Regions from separate parts of the Homo sapiens genome. Here regions 1, 3, 4, 5 and 6 are each linked to region 2. A link is an interaction called in ENCODE POLR2A ChIA-PET data of the cell type or tissue named here. Cell type or tissue: MCF 10A. All regions are shown on one strand. Links, peaks and the distances in the headings refer to the core of each region. The heading gives the core; the rest is flanking DNA.

What was found. ChIA-PET counts read pairs that join two places held together with the same protein. Peaks named below come from ENCODE experiments on the same cell type or tissue, not always from the same donor. Only the 100,000 strongest peaks of a DNase experiment are listed, where the experiment ranks them.
Region 1: POLR2A ChIA-PET joins it to region 2 with 12 read pairs; 11 of 35 experiments call an interaction of 5 or more read pairs at or near these places.
Region 3: POLR2A ChIA-PET joins it to region 2 with 57 read pairs; 11 of 35 experiments call an interaction of 5 or more read pairs at or near these places.
Region 4: POLR2A ChIA-PET joins it to region 2 with 16 read pairs; 11 of 35 experiments call an interaction of 5 or more read pairs at or near these places.
Region 5: POLR2A ChIA-PET joins it to region 2 with 11 read pairs; 3 of 35 experiments call an interaction of 5 or more read pairs at or near these places.
Region 6: POLR2A ChIA-PET joins it to region 2 with 24 read pairs; 10 of 35 experiments call an interaction of 5 or more read pairs at or near these places.

Annotation. Positions count from the first base shown.
Region 1 is chr11:114,164,662-114,169,419 of GRCh38, forward strand. The region is part of intron 3 of ZBTB16 (zinc finger and BTB domain containing 16); the gene reads left to right. Among named protein-coding and RNA genes, the nearest start is that of ZBTB16, 110 kb to the left of the region's middle. RefSeq lists enhancers at 1-71, 72-571. In MCF 10A, for the core only: no CTCF peak of the experiment used is centred there; a DNase peak (open chromatin) is centred at 2,460.
Region 2 is chr11:114,056,624-114,061,381 of GRCh38, forward strand. ZBTB16 (zinc finger and BTB domain containing 16) reads left to right here and starts at 3,088. Exons shown (of 7, transcript NM_006006.6): 1 at 3,088-3,259. RefSeq lists a silencer at 2,644-2,938. In MCF 10A, for the core only: a CTCF peak has its summit at 2,796; a DNase peak (open chromatin) is centred at 2,918.
Region 3 is chr11:114,176,933-114,181,690 of GRCh38, forward strand. All of the region lies in intron 3 of ZBTB16 (zinc finger and BTB domain containing 16), which reads left to right. Among named protein-coding and RNA genes, the nearest start is that of NNMT, 120 kb to the right of the region's middle. In MCF 10A, for the core only: CTCF peaks have their summits at 3,730 (motif pointing left) and 3,929; DNase peaks (open chromatin) are centred at 2,539 and 3,699.
Region 4 is chr11:114,157,691-114,162,448 of GRCh38, forward strand. All of the region lies in intron 3 of ZBTB16 (zinc finger and BTB domain containing 16), which reads left to right. Among named protein-coding and RNA genes, the nearest start is that of ZBTB16, 100 kb to the left of the region's middle. RefSeq lists enhancers at 1,887-2,388, 2,389-2,888. In MCF 10A, for the core only: a CTCF peak has its summit at 2,847; DNase peaks (open chromatin) are centred at 1,301, 1,691, 2,481, 3,421 and 1 weaker place.
Region 5 is chr11:114,298,287-114,303,044 of GRCh38, forward strand. All of the region lies in intron 2 of NNMT (nicotinamide N-methyltransferase), which reads left to right. Among named protein-coding and RNA genes, the nearest start is that of NNMT, 4.3 kb to the left of the region's middle. In MCF 10A, for the core only: no CTCF peak of the experiment used is centred there; a DNase peak (open chromatin) is centred at 605.
Region 6 is chr11:114,191,950-114,196,707 of GRCh38, forward strand. The region is part of intron 4 of ZBTB16 (zinc finger and BTB domain containing 16); the gene reads left to right. Among named protein-coding and RNA genes, the nearest start is that of NNMT, 100 kb to the right of the region's middle. In MCF 10A, for the core only: no CTCF peak of the experiment used is centred there; a DNase peak (open chromatin) is centred at 2,562.

The DNA.
Region 1 (4,758 bases), core at 556-4,555, 110 kb after region 2:
AGGCCTGGCCGTGCTTTCTCTTGCCCTCAGCCCCATTCCCTAGCCCTCTAACCAGGCTGGGCCTGGGTATCTGTATCCAGGGCTGTGCCTGAGGGGCCCCACCCTGCTTTGGGCATCCATCACGCTACTGCGGCCCTTACTTTCAGTGCTCTTGTCCAGGTCTCTGTGGTGGCAGGTATTTATTTTTCAGCTCTTCTCTTCTCCTTCTATTTCTCCCCAATCTGCTTTCATCTCACTTCATCTCTTTGTCCCTGTCCTTTGTGTCTGTGTCAGCCTCGGCCTTTTCTTGACACTCCTGTGTATTTTCTGTCTTCCTTCTTATGTCTTCATCTGTCTTTGTCTCCATCTGTCTTCGTTGGTCTTTTCTCTGTCTCTCTCTTTCTCTGTCTTTGTCTCTGTCTCTGTCTCTCCCTGCCTCCCTGCCTCCCTGTCCTAACCCACCACCTCAAAGTTTTTTTTAGCTTGGAAGCTGGGCAGTGGTTGGAATGGAAAACAAAATGTCACTCTGGCCCAGAGGTCTCCCCAGAGGGGAGGACTCTTGAGCCAGTGTCCCTAGAATGCTCCCAGCACCTAGAATCTCATGTGCTCTTGTCCCTTGCCTCTCAGGGGCCAGAGTGGGGCTTCTCTGGCTTGGCCCCTGCTTTTCCCAGGTCCCTGGATGTTCCCCCCAAATCCCAGTTGTGTTGAGAATGGGCAAGTAGTTTAGCAGGGTTAGGCTTTACAAGGCCCTTATTGGACTTTGCTGGTACTGTGCTCTCCTGGGCCAGTACTGTGCACCTGAGTGCAGGACTCAGCAGCTGCCCTCACATACTCATGCCCTAGCAAAGTGCCTGGTACATAGGAGTGTTGTGCACTGATAGTATCTGTCAAATAAATGAATATCCTGTTATAAAAGTGTTTGTACTACTAGGGCAGATCTGGGTTTGGTGGGGCCTGAAGCGTACTCAGTTTTGGGTGCTGTCTCTCAGAAAAGGATTATAAATACCAGGTGTTAGAGCCTCTCCCAGGAAAGGGGTCAGTGCCAGGGAGAGGCCTGAAGCTTCAGCTTTACTGGCTTCCGGGAGAACAGGCCTGGGTGAACCACTTGAGAGGTTGCTGTTGAGGGGTCTCACTTGGAACTACTTAGTGGGGTGGCTCAGGGCTGAGGATAGGAGGGTGTCATCTGCCCAGCTCTGGGGACCTTCAGAACCTGGGACATCTGTGCTCACAGGCCTCAGGTTTATGTTCCATAGAGGTCAAGCCTTTGGCAAATGGCTGCAGGTCGCAATGGGCCTGGAAACATCATGGTATTTCACATGCTCTTCTCAGTGAGGTTGCTTGGTAGGGATGGACCCTGAGTTCCAGCTCACCCAGAGCAACCAGGTAGGCAGCCACTCTTGGTAGCATCCTGGCCTCCACACTAACCCTCGGTGACTGTCAGTGAAATGGCATGGCATTCACTCCTCTCCCAGGTGTTCAACTGCCTAGGTCTGTGGCTGTGGCTCTCCTGCGTTCTTGGGGCATAGAACTGCAAGTATCGTGGGGCAGAGGACTGGTCTACGTGTGTGTGTGTGTGTGTGTGTGTGTGTGTGTGTGTGTGTGTGTGTAACCATGAGGGAGAGGGGGCCTGGAGGTGATGGAAGGTGTTTGCAGACATCTGGGCATCTGTTCTGTGGAGCTTGCAGACTCATCCATTAAATGAGGTTGGTGAAGATTGCAGGATTGGACAGTCCTTTGGGTAGAGGGACTCACTTGTTGGAGGGTATGGAAAAGCTGCAGTGTCTCCTAGAAATCGGGGACACAGTCCTAATCAGAACACCATGTGTGCATGTGTGTGTTTGTGTGTCCAAGCATGGGAACAAAAAGAGATTGAGAAGAAGCATTTACATGAAATACTCAAATTTGTTCCTTTGCTGTAATGGGCCCGCACAGACCATTACCTTGAAGATTTAAAAACTAAATGAGCTCATCATATCGAGTGACTTCTACCGACATTCATGCTTGATTGCAAAGCCTGCTTTACCTTTGAATTTCAACTTCATTGTTTGTTATTAATTCTCAGATGGTGGTGGTGTGTTTCTACCTTTTGGATTCAGCCATGAAAATGTTGATTTTGTGTGATGGATGTGAACATTTCTCAACAAGACCCCACTGAAGAACCTTTTCATTTTAAAAATAGCCCCATGACCTTTGGGGCTCAGACTGGAGTTTCCGAGGAATCCAGTGGGCTGAGGCAAGGCTTGGGTTGACTTTGGAGGGGGCAGAAGTTTGCATTTTTTTGTCTAATAATTTGAGTTTCATATGAATGATTCTGTGCTCCGTGCAATACTATGCATTTTCATAACTGTCTCTTTCACTTTGGGTAAAGGAAGGGAGGGAAAAAATAACAGCAGCAGCATTCTGTGGGCAAAGGAAGAAAACAAGAGAATGGGGCAGAGAACAGGCTAAATTTAAAATTGTAATTGGCTGACTTCCACTGGCTTGCGGGTGTTTTAATGACTCATAATAACTTCATTTAAAACCAGCTGAGCAGAAAATAGATTGGAGAGGAGCCTCGGGCCATTATGGATTTGTGGTTTTTTTTTTTTTTGGTTTTTTTTTTTTTTTTTTTTTGACAAGCTTGGTTTTCAGCAGCCAGGAAGGCTCTCAGAGAGGGCTTGGCTGTGTTTTCTCTCTCTCTCTCTCTCTCTGAGGGTTGGTGGTCTGCCCAGGAGAGATTGTATAGAAACCAGGGCGAGTTTTTTTGTTTTTTTTTTTTTTTAAATTCTCCCTCTACCCCTTGCTTTTTTTTTTTTTAACTGATTAAAAATAGATGCCTTGAGGTATTATTTTAGCATCAGTAGGATTTTTTTCACCTTTGATGTGGTAAATGGAACATAAATAAAATTGTTTTTGAAATTACTGAATTAATTAGGTAGTAAAGCAACCACAATGCATAAATGTCCTTGGCCGTCTGGTTTTTCTCCCTAACCCTGATCTATATTTGTAGGGCGTTCCCTTTTCTCCCCAGCCCCCTCCTGCTCTCCCAGCGACCCCTCCTTCCTCTGAGCCTGCACCTTCCCTTTGAATGGCAAGATTCTTTTATCATCCCGGCAACAGCTAAATGATTTTTTAAAATCCATAGGATTTTGACAGTATTGGTTCTATCTGGTTATCTGATCAGCTCCAGGAGTTTTGGGACTTGCCAGAAAAGGCTCTAACCTGGCTCTAGTTGTTTTAAATAGGTCCTGCCTGTTTCCCATGCTAGGCCTGGTGCCCGACCGGCGAGCGTTCCTTTTTCTCTTCTCTTTTGAAAAGTCAGCCGACTCAGCCCTAGGATGTGTCTGTCTGGGCAGGACAAGAGGCCGCCCTCCATCTGATCGCTCTTAGCCATTTATCTATCCCCTCTTATGGCACCTGTCACCTTCTTTGTTACATAGCTATTTATTTGCTTGGCCTTTTTTGCCTACTAGACTGTAAGCTTCTTGAGAACATGTGATTTATTTGTGTCCCCTATACTACCTCGCTTAGTAACCTGAATGGTGGTTATAACTCAGTCATTTGAAAAATAACCTAATGGGTGAGTGAGCAGGCATGCGGATGGGCACATGGTAAGGAACAGACCTGAGGTGCTGCCTGCTTCCCTCCAGCCCCAGGAGTCAGCAATCTGGATGAGAAGACAAGGATGGAAGGCGGGGACCTTGTCAGTAGTGTGCTCTGTTGCATCCTCACAGCGGGACACATAGCAGGCTCTCAGGAAATATCTGTTGAAGAAGTGAAGGGCTCAGGATGCATGGTTTGGCTGCAGGAAGGAGAGAAAGACATTTATTGAAACTTGCTGTGTTCCAGGCACAGTGCTATGTGTTCTGCATATCTGAACTCAGTCTTTCTTCAACTTTGGAAGACAGATATGCTGATTCCGTTTTGCAGATGAGGACAGTAAAGAGTTAACTTGCCTAAGATCATAAAGCTAGAAAGTAGCAGAGCTGGACTTCAATCTCCCTCTCTTTCTCTCTCCTTCCACCCTGTGTCTTGCTTTTCTATTATAGTATAGCATGCTGCTATACCTAGCCCTGGCCTCGTGCTGTTTGAGTGCCTAAATGCCTGCTTCTCTGTTTGTAGAGCTAACCAATCTCAAACTGGGGAGCTGAGACCAGGAAGGCCCTGTGCCCAAGGGTCCTGGGGGTGGGGAGGGTGGCATAGTAATTGGCTGCTGCCTGTGTGCCTTGCACCTGTGCCACCAGGAGCAGGTGTGGCTTATTAGCCTCTTCCTGCTCTGCCAGAGGAGCATGTGTTCAGTGGTTGTGAGTTGTGGCTATGACTTCTGCTCAGTGCCTTGTAGGGTTGGGGATAGGAGGGTTCTGGGAGCCTTGCAGGAGGGTCTGTGGGTTAGTGTGTGGCCCTCCCACCCAGGGAGAGCTTGACTGTGTCATGCCCCCCACTCCTCCTTTGCACTATCCTGCCAAGTAGGAGGGGTAGGAGGAGAGAGCTGCCTGTGGTCCCTCCTGCATGGCGACGCAACTGGGTGCTCTGCTTCTGGTAGATGCACCCTGTGATGCTGGGGTGGGGTGAAAGGGGCAGCCGACCTGTGCTGCAGCCCAGAAATGTGAGAGCTGTGACCACTTGGGCTATTACTAGCGCCTTAGACTTCAAGCGTCTTGGAGTATGATGCATCAGGAAGGTTGGGCCTCCCTGACCTTTCAGATTATGTCCAGTGAAGCTGGACCACTTGACATGAGGCTGGTTGTGTCCATTCTCTGACAGCCTCATCTTCCCCAGGCACGCGCTGGGGATGCTGGA
Region 2 (4,758 bases), core at 433-4,432:
AGCTTTGCAGTCAGAATGGTCTGATTTAAAGTTTCAGCTCTGATGTTTAATAGATCTACAGTCTGCAGTAAGGCACTTAATCTCTCTGAACCTCAGTTTTCATGTCCACAGAAATTGGGAAAATAATAGCACCTGCATTAATAGGATTGTTATGTGGATTAAATAAAACAACATAGGTAATGTGTTGAGTTTCGTAGTCAGTGCTCAGAATGAGTTATTATTTTCGCTGTCTCCTTCCTGTATGATCTCTTAGAACTGCTATACCCTCCTGTTCCACTAACTGAGCTCTGAAAGGCTGCCAGTGGTGGGAGGTACATGGGTAAAGAGGGAGATGAGGGAGTAAGATTTAGCAATGGAATTCCATGCAAAGGCCAGCTCATCTATTCCTCTGTCTCTAGCATGATCTCCCCCTAAGATTGAGATCTCCTGTATTTTTAGAACTGATACCCAGGTTTCCCTTAAAAGACGCTTCAAGAAAAAATGTAAAAGAAAAATCACTCTAAATACACGAACATGAGAGAGACAGAAAGAGAGCGGGCATGTGCGCGCGAGAGAGATTGAGTATTCTCTTGTAATTTTCCATCCTGCTTGTTTTTAGGTGCTGCCATATGAAATCTCTGAACTGAGGATTCTCATCAGCCTTCCCAGGACCCAAGGACATAGCTCTGGCTATAAATGGTGCCAGTTTTGGTGGGGGAGCTGCTGCTGCTTTATCTGGGCCCAATAAACCTTATCAAACTGCTGTGCAGCCAGCCTTCAGCGCTAAGTGGAAATGCTTGGAGCCCAATGCTGGCATTCAGCCCACAGCCTCGCCTGCCTTCTTCCTTTTTGTTACCTTCTCCACCTCTTAAATTCAGGCATTAATCTCTCTTTAACACTTACTAACAAGGGCTGGGCTTTTAATGGGCAGCGTTTATGAAGCAAGGGAGATTTTCACATAGAGTGAATATGGCACGGGGGTGGGGAGGCCAGGGCCATAGAGGATTGTGCTTTCTCTCCCATTGTTTCCAGAGATTCTCTCTTTCTCTGATTTGAGGATTAATAGGAGATTAGGATCAGGGGTTAATTGTGTGCTTCTCCTGCTACTGCACTGAGGAGAGGCTGGTAGGTGGATGTGGACAGCAAAGCGGAAACCTCCAGCAGGCACTATCTAGGCAGAAGCTCAACAAGTGTAGTGATTCTTTCTTCTGTTTCCCTGGTGAGGCACCAGGAGGGTCTTTTCTCCTCTCCTTACATCCCTCCACTCTTGCTCTCCTTGCAGCCCAGTTCTTTCCTAACTTTCTTTAAATCCCTTTCCTCTAACAGGGTGTATAGACCTTAGTTAGAAAAACAGGTAGTCTCTAAATGGGATTGCTCTTTATTGTTAATGAAATGAATACCCAGGGACTGGGCTTCCCCTCCGCTTGCCCTGGGTTTGATGTGGTTGTATCCCGTGCTATCAGAGGAGCCCTTCCTTCACTCAAGTGTGTTCCCCTGCCCAGCTCTCTCCGCAGACTCCTGCTGGGCTGAGCTTTCCCTGCTCTTAAGAGTCAGGAGTGGCTCTTGCTGGGATGGAATGACCCGTCTTTGGGGCTGCCTCATGAGCGGCTCTTGTGAACCCGGATCAGTTCCGATGTGTAAACTCTACCGCCTGGCCTTCAGCGAACAGATACAGATTTCTGCCACCTTCCATGACCCTACAGTTCATGGGACTGGGTCTGGGGCAGTGCCAGAGGCACGCATGGAGGTGTGATTCTAGGTGAGTCCTGCGGAAAACCTCTGGCCCACCCGTGAGTCACGGACAGAACATGCAGACTCAGGCCTTGGTGACATAAGCTCCGCATTGCTAAAACCGCGTGACCTCGAGGGCTGACTGGCCTGAGAACCCTGGATGGCGCTCTCGGCCACCCCCACCTCCCACCCCAACCTCCTGGGCTTCGGTCAGAATCCACAGCCCGTGCCCGAAGAGCGCTTCCCGCCTCTGGCACCCTACCTTCGCTCAGCTCCAGGGAAAAGGGGAGAGGGCAGCTTTCTGCAGTCAGAGGAAGAGTACATTTTCTTTGGCTGCTCTACCCTCTGAAGTAGGGCGGCCAGCTGAAGGAGGACACACTTTTGAGGGGCCCAGAGGTTGTCCAAGCTTCCCCCTGCCCCCTGAAGACTGTGCACTGAGCTGGGCGCAGTTCTCGGGAACTGTTTCCACCCAGATTGCTGGGGGGCGGGGGGGTAGGATGAGGGCAGAGCCGAGAGGCTGTCCAAGGTTTGGGAGAGAGAAAAGTTTCTCCCAGGACTCGACCTTGGCCTCCAGCAATCGCGACAGCTAAAAACGGGTGTCTCGCTTCGACAATAGATCCCCGCGGACCTTCTGGCACCTGGTTCACTAGCGCCCGCGAACTCTGCCTCGGGAGACTTATTGAAATCCGGATGCTCAAGCCGGGAGGCGCGCAGTAACCAGGAGGATGAGAGGGCCGGGTTTGGGCTAGGAAAGCGGCCTTTTAAAACAGATGTCAGGGGGACTGCAGCCCCGAGCCATGAGAAAAAAGTTAAAGGCGAGATGACACGCACTGAATTGGGGCAAACATTGGAAGAGGAGACAAAACTGCGTGCTTGAGCACCGGGGTGCGGGGAGGGGGGGACAAAACCCGTATCCAGTGCAAATTAAAATCTTGGGAGTAGGTGGGGGCTGCTGCGCGCCCTTCACCCTCAGTTCCCCTATTAAGGATTCTGAGTCCCCATGCACTCCTGTCCTCTGGCTCCTTCCTTCCTCTCCGCTCGGCCGGTGAGAGGCGGCCGCCGGCGCCCCAGCAGCAGCTAGATGTCAGGCGAAGCCCGGAGCGCGGAGCGCGGGGAAGGGAGGGGAAGGGAGGGGAGGGGAAAGGAGGGGTGGGGCGGGGAGCGCGCGCGGGCTCGGCCAGTGCGGGGTGGTGGGCGGGCTGAGCCCGGGGACGGCGCGGGAGGGGGGAGGGAAGGGGGGCAGCTGTGGGCAGGGAGCCGGGCTCGGCCGCCAGCACTAAAGATGGAGAGGCGCCGGGGCCTTGCAGGGGAGGGGGCTCGGCGTTGACGTGGGACGCGGCGGAGGCGCAGCAGCCGGTGGTGATTTGCTAACCTCGCAGCAGAGAGGAGTTGAGGGCGATGAGAGCGGGTACTGCGAACTGCCGGGCGATGCTGTCGCTGCCGCCGTGATACGGAGAGCAACAGTTCCCCAGCAACACCCCTCCCCGACACAGGCACACACCCCCCGACAGGCACGCACACCCACCCCACAGTGCCCGGCTCGGCTGCGGTGAGTGAGGGGCCGGGAAGAGGCGCACCGCCCAGCGAGCGCCGCGCGCCGGGGCTTCCCGGGGCTGGAGAGGTCTGGGGGGCGCGCGCTCGCTTCGGCCACTCGGCCGCTGGGCTTGTGCCTTTTTTATTTGGCGTGTTCCCTTCCTGCCGCTGCAGCCGTCGCCGCCACCGGTTGGGGGTCGGCTAGAAGGGGGAGCCCCGGCTGTCAGCCTGGGCGCAGCTGCCTCCCCAGCCCTTCCTCTTCAGGGCACGGTCGGGGTGAGAGGTGGGGGGCGTAGCGGTGTGCGGGGGCTGAGGGCGTGAGCAGAGGGGTCGGGGATCCGGAGGCTTTGTACCGCCAGGGGCTGGCGGAGCAACAGAGCCCGTGGGTGCTCTTATGTATGCGGACCGGTGCGCGGGCGCAAGATAAGGTTGTGGTTTATTTATTTGTGTGTTTATTCGCCGGCCGGCTGGGAAGCTAGAATCGGAGGAGCTGACGAGTAGATCTGGGGGCGGAGGGGAGCAGGACTGGGACTGCTTACGTTTTGTTTCTCTTTGAGAAAACGTGGTGGGCTTTTTCTTGATTGGACTTGATCCCCACCCCCCTTTTGCAGGGGAGGGAGGGAAGCTCCAGAGGGTCTGCAGCGCTGCGGGCCCTCCTCGGCTCTCGGCGGGACCGGCGGTGACACCGGAGCTCGCCGTGCGCTCCCGGCCGCTCTCGGTGGGTGCCGGTCTCTGCACCTGATGCGTTCGGGATGCCTTTCCCACCCTGGCGCGCCCGCCGCTAGCTCGCACAGCGCCTCGCACACTCCCGCACGCGCTTGAAATGCGCACGGTCCCGCCGGCCCGCGGAACCACCCGGACGCACGGAGCGCTCCGCACCGACTCGCTCGCCGCCTCCCCGAGACGCTCGCACCGTGCTTGGGCCGGGCGCGCTGGCCGCTGGCGCCGCTGGCCAGAGGCCTGGGACCCAGCCGGTCGCTCCCAGGGGGTCACGGCCCTGGGTCGGAGAGGGAGGGCGGGCAGACCCCTTCTCGCCTTTCCTCCCACAACTCGCTGCGGGGCTTTTGTGCTTCCCCTTCGCCGCGGGGCGGGTCCGCCTCCCCTGCCGCTCTCGCCGCGGAGTCCAGCCCGCCCGGACTGTCGCCGTTCCTCCCCGTCTCTTTCGCTTTCCCTCGTCCCTAGCTCAGCTCTCCTTCTTTCAGGAGTCTAGCTCCTCGGGAAAAGTTGCTTCCCCAAGTTTGCTGAAGTCGTCTCCAAGTCTCGGTGGGGGTCGCTGGGAACTGGGGGGGTGTGAGAGCGCGGTCGATCCCCGGAGCTCGGGCGGGTTATCGCCGGCTCTTCCCCGCGCCGCCTGGCTGGACGCTGCAGCCAGCGCCAGCCGGATCGCGGGCGCCGAGCGGCGGGTGGGGGAGACGGCTGCCCGTGGGCGCCCAGATTTCCCTCAGGACCCAAAAGGCTTGTTTCAGGGCGCCAAGCTTCCATTCTTTTGGCTGTTCCCTCCTAGTTCTCAGAAAC
Region 3 (4,758 bases), core at 565-4,564, 120 kb after region 2:
TACGAGAGCCTTAGAGAACATAGTGTCTCATTTATGCAGGCCATTTACTTATTGCGATTGGGCTTCTCCCAGAGCTGTGGGACTGGAAATACTATGGGCTGCATACCCTGTAGGCTGTGGCCAGGAGCTGTCCTCCTGGAGCTCATCAGCTTGATGAAGTGAAATTATTCTATAATCATGATAATGACTGTGACTTGAGCACCTGCTATGTGCCAGGTACTTCATATAGTTTCTTGTTTAAGCTATCATATGAGGATGAATAGCTACATTTTCAGGAGGGAAGTGAGGCTGCGAAGTTGATGCTGGTACCGTACCGGTAGAACCTTAAAGCCGTCTCTGGATTTGAGCTGTTGCTGTTGCCAGGCTGGAGTGCAGTGGTGCGATCTCGGCTCACCACAACCTCTGCCTCCGGGGTTCTAGCGATTCTCCTGCCCCAGGCTCCCGAGTAGCTGGGATTACAGGCATGTGCCACCATGCCCGGCTAATTTTGTATTTTTAGTAGAGATGGGGCTTCTTCATGTTGGTCAGGCTGGTCTCCAACTCCAGACCTCAGGTGATCCGCCCGCCTCGGCCTGCCAAAGTGCTGGGTAATTACAGGCATGAGCCACCGCACCCGGCCCGGGACTTCATTTTGAGGGGGCCTGACCGTTAACCTCCGAGAGATCTCTCAGTTGGCAAAGCATGTCTGGAAGGAAGTCTGGTTCATCACAGCAGGGACTGACATTCCTGTAGTAAGAGAGATTTTGTGCCCTTGTGCTGACTACCACAATACCATGATTGCTCAGTCATAGAAGTTGCCAGGAGAAGAAAGAGATTAGAAGCAATGGTAAGGTGAACCCCTGAGTCACTACTCTTAGACTTCAGGAATATTTGTAATTTTTTTTGGAGACAGAGTATCACTCCGTCACCCAGGCTGGGGTTACAGGCACAAGCTATTGCACCTGGCCTGTATTTTTAAAAAATCTGCAACAAATTTACTATCCTACTTGCATTTTATTTAAAATAATTCACTCATGTATTTTTAAAAACATAAATCATCTCAAACTGGTTTGCATTCCCTGGTTCCCTTCTGGGTAGGCAGTAGGAGGGTAATAATACCATTAAACATTGGCCATGAGTGATGATGGGAGCAGACGGTAGGGGTGTCATTTCCTTGATCTCCTCCTGGGGAAGAATGATCTGACCCCATCTTTACTGGTGTGTTTTGGCTGGAGAGGTAAGAATATTTTAAATTGCGTGATATATCTCTTGCATGCATTTGATGTTTGTGTGTGTCTTATACCTTGCTATTATTTTATCTCCTGATGACAATGATGATGTTGGTCTTAATGACAACTAGCATTTATTGGGCTATTATTGTATGCCAGACAGGGTATTAAACACTTTACATATATTATTTAAATTAATCATCCCTCAACCAACCCTGTGGCATAAACACTCTGAGCCCAGTTTTCTAGGTAAGAAACAGGCCCAGAAGAGATAATTCACTTCTTCAGGGTGGTAGCTAGACATGGTAGAACTGGGACTTGAACCAGAGTTTGTTTGATTCCAGAGAGCGTGCTCTTCACTACCTTACTGTGCAGCTTAATATTGAGTGCATGTGTGTGTTCTGGCTGTGGACAGTGTTTCTAAGCCTGTTGGATTACCCGCTGGTGCTAAAAGGGGTAACAAAAGAGCTTTCCAAGCCACTCTGGCTGAGAATTGAGTTGCAGGGATAAGGGACAAGGTAGACCTGTGTGCTCCCTGTGGGACTTGAGAGAGGGACTGCAGGATCCCAGTAAGAGACAAGGGCACCATGCAGCTTCCTAGTAGCATCACATTTATTAGGTAGGATAAGAAATGTTCCCTCAGCCATAGAGATGTCTCAGCATTTCCTCCTGACCCAGTCCAGGGTTTCCTCTTCTGCAGAGTGGATATTTAGCCACACATGAGGTGTCAGTCATTTGCCAGGTCACTGGTGGGACACTGGCTTTTGGAGATCTAAAAACCACCTGTCCTCCATCCCAGGTGACTCCCGTTGTTCTGTTGCTCAGCCCAGGAGAATTCCCTGGTGTCTTTCTCCATCCTATATTTATGTGGGGTCCTGTATCATTAGTTCATTCACCCTCCCATCTTGTAGTGAGTGAGGCCGAACTCTGAGGATCTTTCCCCACAGCCTTGTCAACCACAGCTACCCTTGAACCATATCCTGGACCTATCAATGGGGCTGGTTGTTTTCCTTTCAGCCAGGATTTGCTCACCTGCTTTCCCTTTTCCCTCTTCCCTGAATCTGTGTATCTTCCAGAAACTCTGGTTCTGGATCAGCTTTTTGTTTTGTTGACAAAGGAGAAAGAGCAAGAGAGAGAGCTAGAGAGAGAGAGAGAGAGAGCCTTCAAGCTCCTCTCTGGGAGTACACATCTCCTTGAGGGAAAGAACACACAGTGCCGGCCTTTGGAATTGGCAGCCAGTGTGCTGTTCTCCGTCTGATAAGAGGTACTGTAAATAAAACTGTACACCATGGCCTGTTGTAAAATGCCCTGCGTCTGTACTCATTGTTCTGACAGCTTATGCTTTTTTTGGGTCTGCTGTTTTGGTACACTCTGTACTTCCTTATGTAAGCAGGCGTGCAGATCTCATCAGAACATTCAAGATGTTTATTTTAAAATCTCAAGGAATTTTGAAAAAAAGGACACACCACTCAACATTAGATGCTGGCAAACATTAGGTGTTTTTTCAGTGGTTCTTTTTTTTCTCCCTTCTTATTATTAGCATGGGGGTGGGAGAGGCTTTGGAGAGGGAGGGATTTGAATTTTTTTTTTCTTCCCTCATTGGCTTCTGCCTTATTTCCTTCAGAGAGACACCACCCCATATCTGATTGCATTCAGTGTCTTCTGCTTCCTTCCTGGATGCCGGGACCCCCTCAGCCTCATTTCTGGTTAGGGCAGGTAGGGAGGGAGGTTCTTTGACAAGGGGGAGAGGGCAGCTGCAGGGAGCTTGTCATGGCTTCCACTGGATTTCAGCTTTATTGTCATTGGGATCCTGGGCATTTAGAGAAAGCTTTATGTTTTTGAAAGTGCCCTGCTGGCTGTTCCCTCCTTTGATTCCTGTGAGTTGGGGTGATCCTTGGCACAGAGGGAGAGCTGCTCCCACACACGGAGGCCTCAGTCCCGCCTCTGGCATGTGCGTCCTGTCTTTCCACCGAACTTTAACTGGCTTTGAACCTTCCTCCTTCCTTTATCCCCAACCTTCTGGAGGTGTCGGGAAGTCAGGGAAAAAGGGGAGAAGAGTAGGAGTCTGGAGAACCCAAAATGGTCAGGGAGCTCCCTACAGGGTGGTGCTTAGAACATCCCGAAGCCCTCATCTGCAGGGTACCTGGGAGACTGGTAGGGGCAAGGATGTCCGCCTGTCTCTTTCACAACTGGGTACCTGGAATCTCAGATAAACTCAGTGCCTGGGGTAGGGAGTAGTCACTCGGCAGATCACTGCCTGGGGGGCAGGAGGCTCACTGACTGTAGCGGAGGGAAGGGTTGTTTGTTGGCTGCCACAGTGAGCATTGGACTGGGTTGGGAGCAGACATGCTGATGAGAGGGAGATCTCACACCAGAAGAAGCAGACAGCCCCACTTCCTAACCTTTCCTCCCTTTTCCTCTCAACTACCTGAGACCTAGCCAGAGACCATGTCCTTGAGTTTTAAATAGGGGGTAGTAGAGAACGGAGTGTGCAGAATAAGGACTCTGCCACCCCCTAGGGGACAGACAGCTTGGCAGTGCCCTGAGTGGCCATTGCGCCCTTCCCAGGTGAGTTCTGCACCCAGGAACCTGCCTGGGACTTTCTTTGTTTAACAAGCATTTAGTGGGCACAGACTGTATGCCAGGCATGGCGCAGGGTATCAGGGATATGGTAAAGCCCAAGACAGGTGGGAACCTGCTCTCACAGAGCTTACAGTCCACTGGGAAGATGGAAGAGAGCTCCAAATACAGGACAGTTGAATGGGGCTCCAGGGGCTTGTCCAGAGAAGATTTCAGAGCCAGGTTGGTGAATAGCTGCTGATACTGACATATTGGTTCGATGGCAGATTTTTCTGCTCCCCTCAACAAAACAATCACTCATCTTTAAATTAGAGGAACAAGGTGGGGTGTGCATGTGTGCGTTCATGTATGTGCACGTGTGGTACTGTGTGTCTTTATGAATGTGAGACTCACTTTACACAAGATAAATGGCCCCCAAATAACTGTACATCCAATTCCAGTAAAATCAGTCATACTTTAATTGCATGAAGGGAGCTCTTTCTTTAAAGGAAAAGTGACTGGAGAAGATGGTAGCTGCGACTTACTGGTTCTGTATATCTACCCACCAGCTGTAGGATGGAGCACTTTCCCCACCTTGTCGCAACTCTCCAAGGGACCTCCCCTTACTGCTTCCATTTTACAGCTGAGGCAACAGGCTCCCTGAGACTGGCAGCTTGCTGAGGGTCACAGCTGGCGACTAGCTTGCCTGGGATTTGACCTCTGATCTGTCTGACCCAAATGTTGAGTTCTTAACCACACTGCACTGCCTCCTGAGGTATAAATGGCACCAAGGACCTCTGCTATCCACAGAATGTTTTGTGATTGACAAGGAGTTTTGTATTCACTTATGTCTATTATCCTGTTTGCTCCTCACAGCAGCCTCAGGGAGGCAGACAGATAGGCTTATGCCCATTTTACAGATTGGGAAATCAGTTCATCAAGGTGTGATGACTAGTGTGATGCCCACAGCTGTGAGTGGCCAAGTTAGGCG
Region 4 (4,758 bases), core at 178-4,177, 100 kb after region 2:
GCATTGTGTTGGATGTGGTCTCTCCCCCGGCCCTCATGGCCCTTCCTAAAGCGTCCTAACTCCTTCTCACTTCCCATTCTTCCCTCTTCCAGGCGCACGGATTTGTCCACAGCAGGCAGCTGGCAGCTATCTCTCTCAGCGCGTCTACTGTCCCCATGTCTTCGTGCATTCTGTTCTTCCTTCCTGTGGGCCCTCCCCACCCTGCCCCTGGCTCCACTGAATCATCCTCCTCCTGCCCATGTGTCTCACCTCAGCCCAGAGCCCTAACTTCCAGGCATTTCTGCGTCCGGATCTGCTTGACACTCACGTACACTTTTTCTTCTGTTTTAGGGACTTACACCTTGTATCTTCATGCTTCCCTTCAGCTTTGTACGCTACTTAAGGTTCAGAGTGTGGCGGGTTTCATGAACTATCTGCCTACCAGGTTGGCTACCCTTCCCTTGCTTTCTTGGTCTTGATTTTTTCTGCTTTAGCCCACCACTGCCTTACTGCAGAGTGTGGTGCGTCCTGCCCTAGACCCCTGTGTGGTGCTGGGCACTTCTGGGGCAGTGCACTTCTAGCCTGTTGGTAAAGCGTCTTTGCCCTCTCAGCCGCAGTAAGCGTCCTTTCTTATTGCTCTTTCCTTGAGTCCAGTGCTGTAGCCAGACTCATTTTCTTGGTTTGCTTTATGGGCTTGTTGCTTTCTGGGCTCTGTGGCTTTGTTTGCCCCATTCTGTCTACTTGGAATAACCCATCTCCCATCTTCCCAGATCTTCCAAGGTCCCTTCCATGATGCCATCCCCAGCTGTTCCCCACCTCCAGCCAGAAGCAGTCGTGCCTTTTCTGTGCCCATGTTTCTTTATTTGAAGCTATCTTTGGGTGCAGTTTTTCTTCTGTGTTACAGTTATTTATGGACTTATCTCTCTTACTTGGGAGGCGGGGTTACATGGTGGAAGGAATTTGGACACGTACCTACTGCTGATGTGATCTGGGGCAAGAACCATAAGCTCTTACAGCCTCAGTATCCTCATCTGTAAAATGAAAATATTTAACGCTATCTCGGAGAAGCTGTGAGGCTCACCTTGAATACATACCACCATAGCTAACATGTCATGGGGTTAGATCCTGTCCACGTTATGTCCAGCACACTGCCTGGCACATTATTGGTGCCAAGAAGTATTTGTTGAGTGAATGATGCAGCCTGGGATGCCGATGAACAGGGACACTCCTCTCTCCGGACAAGTCCCTCCTGTGGTAGGAACTGTTTATGTCCTAAGGACTCACTGGAGGGGACAGCCAGGAGCCCCTGGCTCGTATTGTATCCCTCTTCCAGGCGGTGTGACCCAGTGTGAGTTAGCCAGTGTCTCTGCTGTGAATCACACATCAGCAGCATTGGTGGGGCTGGTGGAAGCGGCTGCAGAAAAGAAAGGGTTGCTTGCATACTCATGTCAGGTGGGCCCGGTGTCCCCAGTTCAGACAAGAGTGTGACTGTGCAACTGCCCTGCGGAGCTGGCGGTTCCCTGGGGAAGCTGACTTTGGTTCCACCTGAGATGCTGCTTCCAGGTCCCCTGATCTCATATGGCTGCTCCAGAGGCTTTGGGAGTTGGGTCCTCTTTTCCTAGTTTTTCCTTTCCATGCCTGTCTTACTGGGCACTGAAGGCTGATTGTGTCAAATGATTTGTCCCTCTGCTAGTCACTTGCCAATGCCCTTGGAAAGGATGATTTGATGATTAGGCAGGTGCGATGAGTCATAGTAGTGTTTTAATTCACCCTTGCAGATAGCTCACGGCCTATATTCTGATATTTCTATTCTTTTTTTTCTTTCTGTTGTCCGGCATACTCCTCACCTCCGTGCTGAGAGGTCTTGAAAATAAAATAGCACAAAGGGCTTAGTGAGGCTAGACCATTTCCTGAATTGTTTGGCCACTGTTAAACAGGCCCTGGGGGCCTCTGGAGTGACCTGGACTTGTTGGGGAGTTGGGGTCAGAGGGCTGGGCTGGTGGCGCTGGGTCTTCTTACAGATTCCAGTAGTGGTTTACATGTTCTGATGCCTGAAAACAGAACTAGGTGATGTTTTAGAAGAGACATTGAATTAGATGATGTGAGGTTTTCCTGCTGCTCTATTTTGAAGGTTCCATGAAGAAAGCTGACAGTGAGAATGGGTGTGCCAGGTCTGTAGAGTAGACCCATTTTACAGATGACCAAGGGTTCAAGCAGCCCACAGCCTGGAAGAACAGTAGTTGCTCCAGAACCCTGGGCGGGGGAGGCGGGGGGGAGGCGAGCATTTTTTTTCAAAAGGCGCAGGCTGTGGAGAAGTGAGTCCAGGATCTGGGTAGGGGTTGTGGTTGCCCCCCTAAATGTTGCTGCCCTTGCACTGGCACATTCCTGCTGTTTTCTTCTGCTCAGCAGAGCCGAACGGCTCTCACTTCCTGGCTAGCTCTGTGTGCTGCCCCACCCCCTCTTGGCGAGCATTGCCTGTGTTTGTTATTGTAGTCCTGGCTCCAGGCCAGGCCTGGCTGCGAGCCAGACTTGTGGGTACAGTATGTACAGTGAGTGCTGAGCCAAGTTTGTCATCATACACCATTAATTTTTTTTTTCTAATCTGGTTGGGGTGGGGTGAAGGAGGAGGCAAGAAAAGAGTTTCTCCGATGCTTGAGAATAGGCCGCATTGAATTCCGCAGAGATGTCATTTCTGAAAGGCAGACGGAGCTCCGGCTTGTTCTTCCTTCGCAGTTTTTCCTCCTTTCTCTCCCTGTCGTCCTCCTCTCCTCTTCATTTCCCTATCACGCGAAATCAGCCTGCAGGAGATCGACAATGCAGGTCTTATTTTCAGTGACTAGAATACTAAATTTACACTGCTAAATCAGTTTTCATTGTGTTGAAATTGACAATTTGTTTAATTAGAAGTTTGCCCTGTAGGAGGCCCTTCTGAGAGACAGTGCCTTCCCTTTTTCTCTCTCCCTTACTTTCTGTTTTAAGGGTTTTTAAAAGAGCCTAAATGGTAGTAGTGAATTTCAGTTTAATTGAAGTTTTAATTTCAATTCGAATGTGTGAATTAATCAAGTGTTTATGGGCTATACCTGATGATCACAATAAGTTTAAACTAACTATCAATAACCAAACTCATTAACTAATGAGATGATCTGGCCAGGCCCTGCATTCTCAGAGGTGGTTTTGGGGGTCAGAAGGGTTTGCGTGTTGGGGAAAGAGGCTTGGGGTGGGAAGAGAGATGACCTCCAAGGCTTTGCAAAGCTAGCCCTGATGGAGGGTGAAGCTTGGGTGTAGGACTGTGGCCCTTCCCCTTCCTGTGTCCCAGGAAGACTCTGAAACCTCCCTCCTCACCCTCTGCTACCTTACCCCTTTTGGGGATCTGGCATTGAAGCATCTGTTGATCCACTGTCTCTTCGCCACTCCTTGTCGTAACACGAGAAGTGATTCCTAGCTCTGAGGTGTCCATGCAGAGACCACAGACACATGCAGTGACTCAAATTGGTTCTGAGATGGGCCAGTGTAAGGTTTCCCATTAGGTAGATTTCCCACAGCTTGGCTTAACGTCCTGGTGGCTTATAAGTGAGCATGCCTAGAACTGCTTGTCCCTATTTTTGACTCGGCTGCATACGATTAGGGTTTGAGTATTCATGTGGCCTGCTCCTATTCTGGGAGTGTCATTCATTTTTGGAGCCAGAGGATGTTTAATAAGCACGAATTGTGTGTCAGGCTCTGTGCACTTAACAGTGAAGACTGCTACAACATCCCTGCCCTCAAGGAGCTTAAGTCTAGAGTGGGAGATGAGTATGACTATGCAATCATCATACAAGATGGTAATGTGTGCAAAGTGCTAAGAAATCTAGGAGAAATTCAGAGTAGGAGAGTGTTTTGTGCCAGAGGGTAACAGAACAGCATTTTGAAAGGACTCGGTGAGGGGAAGCCGAAGCCACCTATGGAAGTGGGTGGTGTAACCTGCGAGTGTAGGCTGGGCCTGCAGGGAGAGAGCAGAGTGCAGGGTTTAGAAGAGATGGACGAGATACATCTGTGGAAGGAATAGCAAAATGATCTGCATTCTCCCTGAAGCACTGGAGAGCCACTGAAGGACTGAGTAAGAGGGTGACATATTTTTGTGTCTGGAATAGAAGGGACTGTTGGGCTTTTTTTTATGTAGACTAGGCTAGAATATAAGGTGAATAAAGCCTGTTGGAGAACTTGAAGACTGGCCGTCTGTGTTGGGGTGTGGCTGGAGTGTTGAGAGGCCTGTGCCTTCTGTGCTGGTTAGGGCCCTGTGGCCCCATTCTGCCAGGTGGGAGGCCCCATCCTTCCACTCCTCTCTTGCCCTTGTCAGGCACTGTAGGCCCTGGCTGTTGAGAAGCATCCCTGAGATGAGGCTCTTCCCCAGAGTTAGAGCCATGGGGAAAGAATGAAGGCTTTCGTTGATAGATTTTCTGATTTCAGCAGCAGCATGGAGTGGCTGGGGCTTATCACCTGGGACCTGGGTCATCCTCCTGGCAGGGAAAAGGGCTGGAGGAGTCCTTCAGATTGGATCTCTTAGGCTTTCCTCTGTCGCGGTTGGACGGAAGAAGAAAAGCATTACAAGATGGCAAAGATCTGTGGCTTGTCCTTGTTCTGTTTTATTTATTTATTCTTTTTTGGAGCACTGAGCTGTGGGTTTCAGTTTCTTCTCCTCAAAGACAGAGAAGATGGGGGAAGAGAGGTAGCTGGAAAATTCCCTGTGACTGGGAGGAGACAGTGCGAGGTGGTCCCCACGCTGATGATGGGAGAGGTGCC
Region 5 (4,758 bases), core at 354-4,353, 240 kb after region 2:
AGAGAGATGAGATAGGCCCATGTGTGTGCATGTTAGTAAATTTGTGTATGTGCACGTGCATGTGTGCACCAGAGTAATGGAAGACACAGGGAGAGGGTTGAAGAAATGGATACTGAGCAAAGAGGAGTAAACCCCCAAATTTTCCAGGCCTTTGGGGACAAGAGCAGTGTGCAGTCAAGTACCTTGGGACCTAGGTTTAGGACAGCTGCAAGTAAAAGGCTAACCCAGCTTCTCACCAGCAGCTTTTGGATGTCAGTGCTTGTCCCTTGCCTCACTGCCATGCTGCTGTAGCCATCCAAGCCTATAGAACTTGGCTGTGAGTGTGGCTAATGCTGACATCACCAGATACAACCAAAATCTGACTAGGTTTTTAAACTGAGGTAAGAAACATAAAGGAATTACTTGAAAAGAATTTATTAATCACCATCCATGAAAGTAGACTTTGTATACTTACAACTAATGGTCAAGATCTTACACTACCACATCTACATGTAAATTTATGCAAATGAATCTCATTTGTTCATGTAAATTTTAATTTCTTCCAACACGAGAAATTGGCAATAGCCTATTAGCCAGAGGTAGCCACGCCTGCAATTCACTGTCTTTCTCATATCCTTATGCACTTCCATCTTCTGCTGATTGTCTGACAATATCCAGTCTGTTCCCCAACTGACCATTCACTCCTGGAGCAACATTTCTCTGCTGCTATGCATATTGCTGAGACCCCACAGACTTCTTTGCAAGCTGCATAAAAAGATGAATGTTTGCAATTATAGTATCTGCAAATAAAAATAGGTTTTGTTCTTCTATTCCAACTTTATGCTTTTTATTTATTTTTCTGCCCTTATTATGTTGGCAAAAACTTTCAATACAATATTGAATAGAAATGATGACAGCAGACCTCTGTGCCTTATTCCATATTCTAGGATAAAAAATGTTCAATGATTTATCATTAAGTATATTAACTATTGGTTTTTCATAGATATTATTTATCAGACTAAGTTCTGCATTCCTAGCTTTTTTGAAATTTTAATCAAATGTTGAATTTTGTCAAAATTTGTTTGCATTTATTAAGATGGTCTTATGATTTTCCTCCTGTATTCTGAAAATGTGAATTACATTGGAAAATTTTGAATGTTACACCAAAGTGGCATAAACTACTTGGTCATGAAGTATAATTGAGCTATAATTTTCTTCTAGTGTGCTTCACAAATTTTGATATCAGCATGATGCTGGCTGGAGTCATAAAATGAGTTGGGAGTGATATCCCCTCTTCTATTTTCTGAAAGAGTTTGAGTATTATTAGTATAATTTCCTTCTTAAATGATTGATAGCATTTACCAGCGAAGCCAGGTGAATCTGAAATTTTTGTGCGAGAGAAGACTTTATTAAAAACAGTATTTCTTTAATGGTTACTTGGATTTTCCGTTTGTTCTTTTGTCTGTTTTGGTAAGTGGTACTTTTCAAGAAGTTTGTCCTTTTTATCTTGGTTGTCAACTTTATTGGCATTTTTTTTTTTTTACAATATCCTTTTAATACCTTATTATGTCTGTAGGATCTGTAGTGATCTCTCCTCTTTCATTCTTGATATTGGTAATTTGTCTTGTTTTCTTTCTGTTGTCTTGATCAACCTTGCTACAGATTGATCATTTTATTAATCTTTTCCAAAAACCAACTTTTGGCTATGTTGATTTTTCTCTATTGTCTGTCCATTTTCTATTTCATTGCTTTCTGCTCTTATTTTTGATCACTTTCTTTCTTCTAGTTATTTTAATTTTAATTCTTTTCTAGTTTACTTTATTTTTTTCTAGCTTTCTAAAATGTCTTGTTTTTAATTCTTCTTTTAGCTTCTTAAGTTGGAAACTTATATCATTTATTTCACATATCTCTTTTTCTAATGTAGGCATTTAATGCTGCAAATTTCCTTTAGCACTGTTTTAACTGCATCCCATGATTCTTGTATGTGGTATTTTTATTATTTTCAAATTCAGCATATTGTCTCATTTCCTTTGTAATTTCTTTTTTGACCATGAATTATTTAGAATTATGTTGCTTAATTTCCAAAGTATTGGGATTTTTCTAGCTATCTTATTGTTATTGCTTTCAAATTAAATTTTGTTGTAGTCAGAGATTTATTTTGTGGCTCTGCATATGGTCTATCTCAGTAAACGTTCTATGTGCTTTCTACATTGAAAAGAGTGTATATTGTTCAGTTGTAGATATAGTTTCTATAAATATCAATTAAGTCAGGCAGGTTGATAGTATCATTCAAATTTTCTACATCCTTACTGACGTTTTGTTTACTTTCTCTGTCAATTACTGAGAGTGTTAATGTCTCAAACTATGATTGTTGATTTATCCTTTGCTCCCTATAGTTCTGTCAACATTTGCTATATGCATTTTGACACTTGTTTTTAGCTCTGTTATATACATTTTTAGGATTGTTATGTCTTCTTGATGAACTGACCACTTTACCATTGTGAAATATCTCCCTTTATTTCCAGCAATGTATTTGTCTTGAAGTCTACTTTTTCTGATGTTAATATAGCTACATCACCCTTCCTATGCTTGCTGTTTTGCATGGTGTGGTGGGCAGCCTCTAAGATGGCCCCCAATAATCCTTGTGTCAGTATTTTCACCTTTGTGTAATCCCCTTCCCTAGAATATCCACTGGATTTAGTGATTCAGTACTGACAAGTTTGGTAGAATGCAGCATAGTGATGGGATATCAATTGTGATATTAAATTAAAAGGACTACAGCACCACTACACACCTATTAGATCTAGGCCAGAATCTGGAAGACTGACAACACCAAATGCTGATGAGGCTGTGGGGAAAGAGGAACTCTTATTTATTGTTCGTGGGAATTAAAAATGGTGTAGCCATTTTGGAAGACAATTCGACTATTCCTTGCAAAACTATTCAATCTAGCAGTTGCACTCCTTGGTATGTAACCCAGAAAGCTGCATGTATTACACTCCTCAGTATGTAACCCAAAAAGCTGTGGTATGTCTACACAAAAAGCTGCACACAGATGTTTATAGTAGCTATATTCATAATTGCCAAAAATTGGAAGCAACCAAGATGTCTTTCAGTAAGCGAATGAATAAATAAACTGTGGTACATTTAGACAATGGAATAATATCCAGTGCTAAAAAGAAATGAGCTATCAAGCCACGAAAAGACATGGAGGAAATGTAAATACAATTACTAATTGAAAGAAGCCAATCTTAAAAGGCTACATGTATGATTCCAACTATATGACATTCTGGAAAATGCAAAACTAGGGAAGAAGTAAAGAAGATAAGTGGTTGCTAGGGGTCGGGGAGGGAGAGATAAATAGGTGGAGTATAGAGGATTTTTTAGAGCAGTGAGACTACTCTGTACAGTACTATAATGGTGGACACATGTCATTATATATTTGTCCAAATCCATGGAATGTACAATACCAAGAGTGAATCTTAACGTAGATTACAGACTTTGGGTGATAATGGTATGCCAATGTAGGCCTTCTGCTTGATTTTGCGGTGAACCTAATATTGCTGTAAAAAACAAAATCAATTTTTAAAAAATGACAGCTTTTTATTGGGTATTCTGTCTCTATCTCACTCTCTTGTCCTGGGGAGTGAGCTTGGAACCAAATTTCCCCCAGTTGAACCAGAAAAAACAGAGAAATAAGTGTTTGTCATTTTTAGCTGCTAAATTTTGGGGATAATTTATCCTGCAGTTACATATAACTAATATACATGATATATCTACATATCTTTTTCTACCCTTCTGTTTTCAGATTATGTTTTCTCTTTTTAATCCAGACTGACAATTTCTGCCTCTAACTGGATTGTTTAGTCCATTTACATTTAATGTAATTACTAATATTACAGGGTTGAATTTAAATCTACCATCTTGGTATATGATTTCTATCTGTCCCATCTGATTGTTGTTCACCTGTGTCTTTCTTCCTGTTTTCCCTTGGTGAATGCAGTAATTTTTAGTATTCCATTTAGTATAAGTGTACATATTTTTAGTATTTATTTTTTATCTCCCCTGTTAACCTCTTCTGTGTCTTGTGTGAGTTTGTGTGGTTTTTCTAGGAATTGCAATATGCATCCTTGACATATCTATTGTCTCATGAAGGATGTAAGATATTCCAAAAGTGTAATTTCCTTAACCGACTTTCCTGGCCCTTATGTTCTTGTCATGTATTTTATTTCTATGTATAACACTATAATACATATATTGTTATTAGTTTTGCTTTAGTTAGTAGTGATTTTATTTATTTTTATTGTCTTATTTTTAATTTTGATTTTTAAAATAAAATTTACCATCTTTACTATGTTTAAGTGTTAGTTGAATAGTGTTAAGTATAGTCACATAAGTCAGTATACAGTTTTAAACAATGTATATAACAATATATATTAAACATAGGAATTTTGGACTGAATGTTTTTATCCCTCCCTCCCAATTTCTGTGTTGAAATCCTAACCCCCTTATGATGGTATTAAGAGGTCGGGGCTTTGAAAGGTCATTAGGTCATGGAGGTGGAGACTTCATGAATGGGATTAGTGCCCTTATAAAAGGAACCCCATAGAGCTCTCTAGCTCTCCTTCTGCCATATAAAGGTACAATGAGAAGTCAGCTGTCTGTGGCCCAGAAGAGTCCTCATCAGACCCTGACCAGGCTGGCATCCTAATCTCAGACTTCCAGCCTTTAGAATTGTAGGAAATAAATTTCTGTTGTTTATGAGCCACCCAGTCTATG
Region 6 (4,758 bases), core at 515-4,514, 140 kb after region 2:
ACTGACCATAGAGAGTGTTGTCATGTAACAAACCACTCCAATAGTAGCTTAAAACAATAAAGTGTTATTGTCTCTGACAGTTCTTTGGATAACTGGGCTCAGCTGGGTGGTTTTCACTTGGGGTCTCATGTGGTTTCCATCAGGTAATGGCTGGAGCTGGTGTCATCTGAAGACTCGACTGGGCTGGATGTCCAAGATGGCTCCTTCACTCAATTATCTGAGTCTCAGTGTTCCTTTGCATGGCTTCTCTCTTCAGCAGAGTAACCTGGACTTGCTGTGTGACAGCTCAGGTTTCCAGGAGTCAGGACACAGGAACTGCCAGCCCTCTTAAAAGCTAGGCTGGAAGTACACAGCATTACTTCTACCATATTTCATCAATCAGATAGTCACAGGTCAGCCCCAGATAGAAGGCGGTGGAAGGCTGGACTCTCCTTCTCAGTAGGGAAGTGACAGAAACCTATAGGGAAGGAGGAATTGATGGCAGTCATCTTTGGAAACAAGCTACCACAGGGGACTAAAGTGGAAGAAGGAAGAACACCAGTCAGCTGCTGTTAAGATTATTGTCATCAGTATTTCAGCGTTCTTGTCCTTGCCTTTTCTGAGTGGAAAACATGCCTCCTGACTGGCATCTTGAGCTTTGGTCTGGAGGGGCCTTGCCCTGTCATGATGGGAGGGGAGCTTTACAGGTGAGCTGTCATTCCAGTCAGCATCTCCCTAGCTCAGTTATAGAGAAAGTGACCTGGCTAGGTTATTTTGCCCAGGGTTCCAGAGGTGGTTGTCATGAAAGCAAGGGGAGAACCGGGTCTCCCAGGGTCCCAGCCATTTTCTTATTGCTAGACCGCATGTAACTGAGAATCCCACTCTGAGAGTTCTAATCTGGGGGAATGAGCTGTGAGCCAGCTTTGCCAAGCAGCTTAATTCTGTCCATCCAGATTAAATTTGCAGCAGCAGGGAGCCAGCTGCCCTCTCAGCCAGGGGCAGGGGAGTAAGCTGAGTCCCCGAGGGATGAGCAGCTGTGGAGGCTGTTCCTAGGCGGACCCCAGACATATGGAGCACCCCCTGTGTGCCTGGCACCTGCTGGGGATATGATGGTGACCAACTCAGGCACATGCCCTGTTCTTGAAATAAGCTGAAGGTCTGAATGTGGTGGTCTGGGCCTTTTGTTTTTTCCCCAGAGATCTTGTGGATGGGGCTCCTCAGCTGGAGGAGGGAGAGGTCAGCTACCGAGTGCCCCCTGCTGATGTTGAGGTAAAATGTGGCTTGCTCAATAGGCCACATGTGGTGTGCTCAATAAAGATTGAGTAAACTGAGCTCTTGAAAGGATGGGGAATGGAGAAAATGAATCCAAATTAGGGGTGAGAGACCAAGGTGGATGCTTTGAGAAGGGCTCCCTGCCAGCCTTAGTGTGAGCTGTGGGCGAGCTCCCCCAGCAGGGAAGAGCCACTTCCTTGTGTGGGGCAGGTGTCGTGCTCAGTGCCGAGGGGAGATACAACAGCAGTTTTACCCTCAGGATAGGGCTGGCAAAGAGGGGTCCTGTGTGACCATGGTGACTCTTTCCGACATGTGGCAGAGCTCATTCATCACTCACAGCGCTACTTCCTGCTGAACTCAGGTGGATTTTTAGTTCCCCTAATAATCAATGAGAGAATACAGTCTGAAATCTATTTGCCCTCTCTGTTCCAGGAAAGGGGTCCCAGGAGGAAGGGAGTTGCCTGATGACAGGGAGCGCTGAAAATGTCACTAAAGCTATTGGAGTGGGAAAAGCCAGGTGGGAGACCAGGTACCGTTGGGAAGCCAACGGGAGAGTAGGTAGGGAAGAGCTCTGAAAAAGAGAAGGAATGGAGACCCTGGGACAGTAAAAATACTGCCAGTGCCACTTGATATTTTTGCTACCTTAGTTTATAAAACAATTTCCTTGATTACACCCATTTAACAGATGAGACCATGGAGGCCTAGACACTACCCACTAGGAAGTAGAGAACTGGAACTTGACCCAACTCCAACTCAAGTGTTCTTTCTACTACTCCCTGGCTGCCTCCGCACTGACTGAGTGTTGTCCAGTAGTCTGTAGGCTGATTGGTTCCGGGTGATCCTGTTTAGAGGTCATTGAGTTCATGGCCCTGCCTGGGAAGAGCTCTTTTGGAACCCTGTGCTCCATTGCACTAAGAAGCCGCAACACCCTGATGTGTACATCCTCCTCCTGGAGTAGGATACAGTTTGCCTGAATCAGATCAGTTTCATATCCAAGGCTGCCATGTGGGAGTTCATGGAGCTCACGTGTGGCTTTGCATAGGGCAGGTGGTTATGGTGTTGTACAGGTATTCTTGAAACTGGAAAATGAATTTAATGGAAACTATTTCCAATTCCAGCCTATCCAAGAGAATGGCATGTTCACATCTCACCCTTTTGACCCTATTTGACCTGGATTTCTGTCCTGGTGTGTGTGACCCCTCCTTGCCCCCTGCCCTCAAGATCTTGACGGGCTCAAGCTGGTGTTCTAGGAGGCCACGCTTATGGTTGGGCTGGGCTCAGGCTTTGTTGTCACATTCAGTTTTCTGTTTTGGTACAACGAAGGCTTTGAGGAGATAAACAGAGATCATTTTACACCTTTTATATTATGACAAATACATATTGCAAAACACTGCTGCTTCCAAAATGTTTGGGTTGCAGAGCAGTGAGGAATTAACAGCTAGGCAGTTCCCGAGATGCTTGTACTTCATTTACACATCAGAATTTTTTTTACACTGTTCAGTAAAATAAAAGTGAGAAAACACACATACGTGCACGTGCACACCCCCATGCACACCCAGTGCACCACCTGGCTTCTATATCAGGAATGTCTTAAATTAGTAAGTAGTTCTTTAAGTCCAGATAAACTGATAAATACCATTAATGGCTTAATTTATTCTCTGGGTTTGAAATTTGACACACGGACACTATCTTGGCTCAGGAAACACAAGTGGTTTTGTGCCAGAGGTTTTAATGACCGATCAGTAATATAAATTGCTGCATCACTGAGCAGAAATAGCTTCTCCATGTCATTTGATCTGGAAACTTCTCTGGCCAGGCAGCAGTTAATAAATTTAAAAATAATTACCCTCTTTATTCAAAGTCAAACTAATTAGGAGTGGGTTTTACAAATCATAATGTTGTTCAAGCCACTGTACATCCCCATTTGGGACTTGAACAGGCCTGGGGGCAACAGACAGGATCCGGTGGTGTTAATTAGAGGGCAGCGAGATAACTTGGCTGCTGAGCTCCAGGGTAGGAGGCCGGGCAGTCTTCAGCATGCCCTCGGGAGAAAATGGGAGGTCTGAGCAAAGAGGCCATGAGGGTGACCTGTAGGAACCTTCAACTCTTTCAGTCCATCTGTAGGGGACCCAGAGCAGCCACCTATTGGTAATGTGAACATGGGGGAGTTGGGGCCAGGGCTGGTCTGTGTGGGCCTGGCCAGAGAGACTGAGGGAGTCAGGGAGCAGGAAAGGGGGATGGGCAAATGACTGCCTGGGGACAAGAGACCTGCCTGAAGGCAGGGAAGTGGATGGGATGATCTCTAGAGGACATTACTTCCTAGGAAAGTTTGAGCCCTAACAGAGTGGTGCAGGTTTGTCATGCAGATTGCAGGGAAGAGGAACCCCATGAAGCCTAAAGTCAGAGTGTCAAGTGCAGGGTATTTGGTGCACAGTGACCCAGAACTTGGGATCTGGTGTCAGACTATCTAGATTCCAATTCCAGCCCCATCACAGATTGGATAATCTCAATATAGGCCTCGCATGGAGTAAGTGCTCAGGAAATGGAGGTGCCAGTTTCTCTCATCGCATCATCCTGGTCTTCCTCAGAGGCTTCTGAGAACATGGATTTCCCCCACTGGATAGGTTGACGGGGCCAAGTCAGTGAGGATGGTGTTGGAGGAATAGGAACAGTATACACCTGCTTTGCAAGGCCATGGTGAGGTCTTCCAGGATCCCTGACTATGTCCTCCGGCCAAGAGGACATTTGCAATGTGCCCACTGAGTTAACAGCCACTGGGGCCCTCTCAGTGCAGTTGAAAGAAGTGAGGGCAGATTGAAGCTCCACACTTTGAGCAATCTCAGGGAGCAGATTTGGTAGATCTTAAGGCCCTGAGGTCTGGAATGCCCAAAGCTTCCCAAAGGAACCATTCCCTGTTGGTGTCTAAACAGGTGATGTGTAAACCCAGGCCAGACAGGCCGCAAAACTGGAATCGAGACTAAGCAGGTGTACCAGCCTCCAGGAGCACCAGGCCTGTGCCCTTCCACGTCTTAAGAGGAGGCTTCAGTGACTGGTGCCCTCAAAGGCTCAGGAATTTTGGGTTCCTGGTAGGGTCCTGAACCATGTCTGCTATCACCAGGAACCTGGGTATTCCCTATCTCTTGACTTCTTCAAATAGAACCTTCCACCTCATCCTACCTTTTCGCCAGTAAGAAAAAAGAGGCAAGGTCATTCCTAGGTTTAGAAGTTCTGAGGCTGGGAAGCTTAAGGGCACCCTCTGCAGGCCCAGGGTACTAGGTTGAACTAGACCCTAGACTTACCCTGGAGGAATTCAGCTCTCTCCTCCAGCCCTCAACCTGCCCTGCAAGGTCTGCCAGGTTAGTGACTCAAGTTTGCTGTGAGAGTAGCCTGTGTAGCTGGCTTATCCTGTAGTTCCTTCATTTCCTCATTCTCTGAGTTTTTAAGTACCTACTGTATGCTAGGTGCTTTGTGGACTTAATACATAATAGTGAACAGAAATTGGGCCCT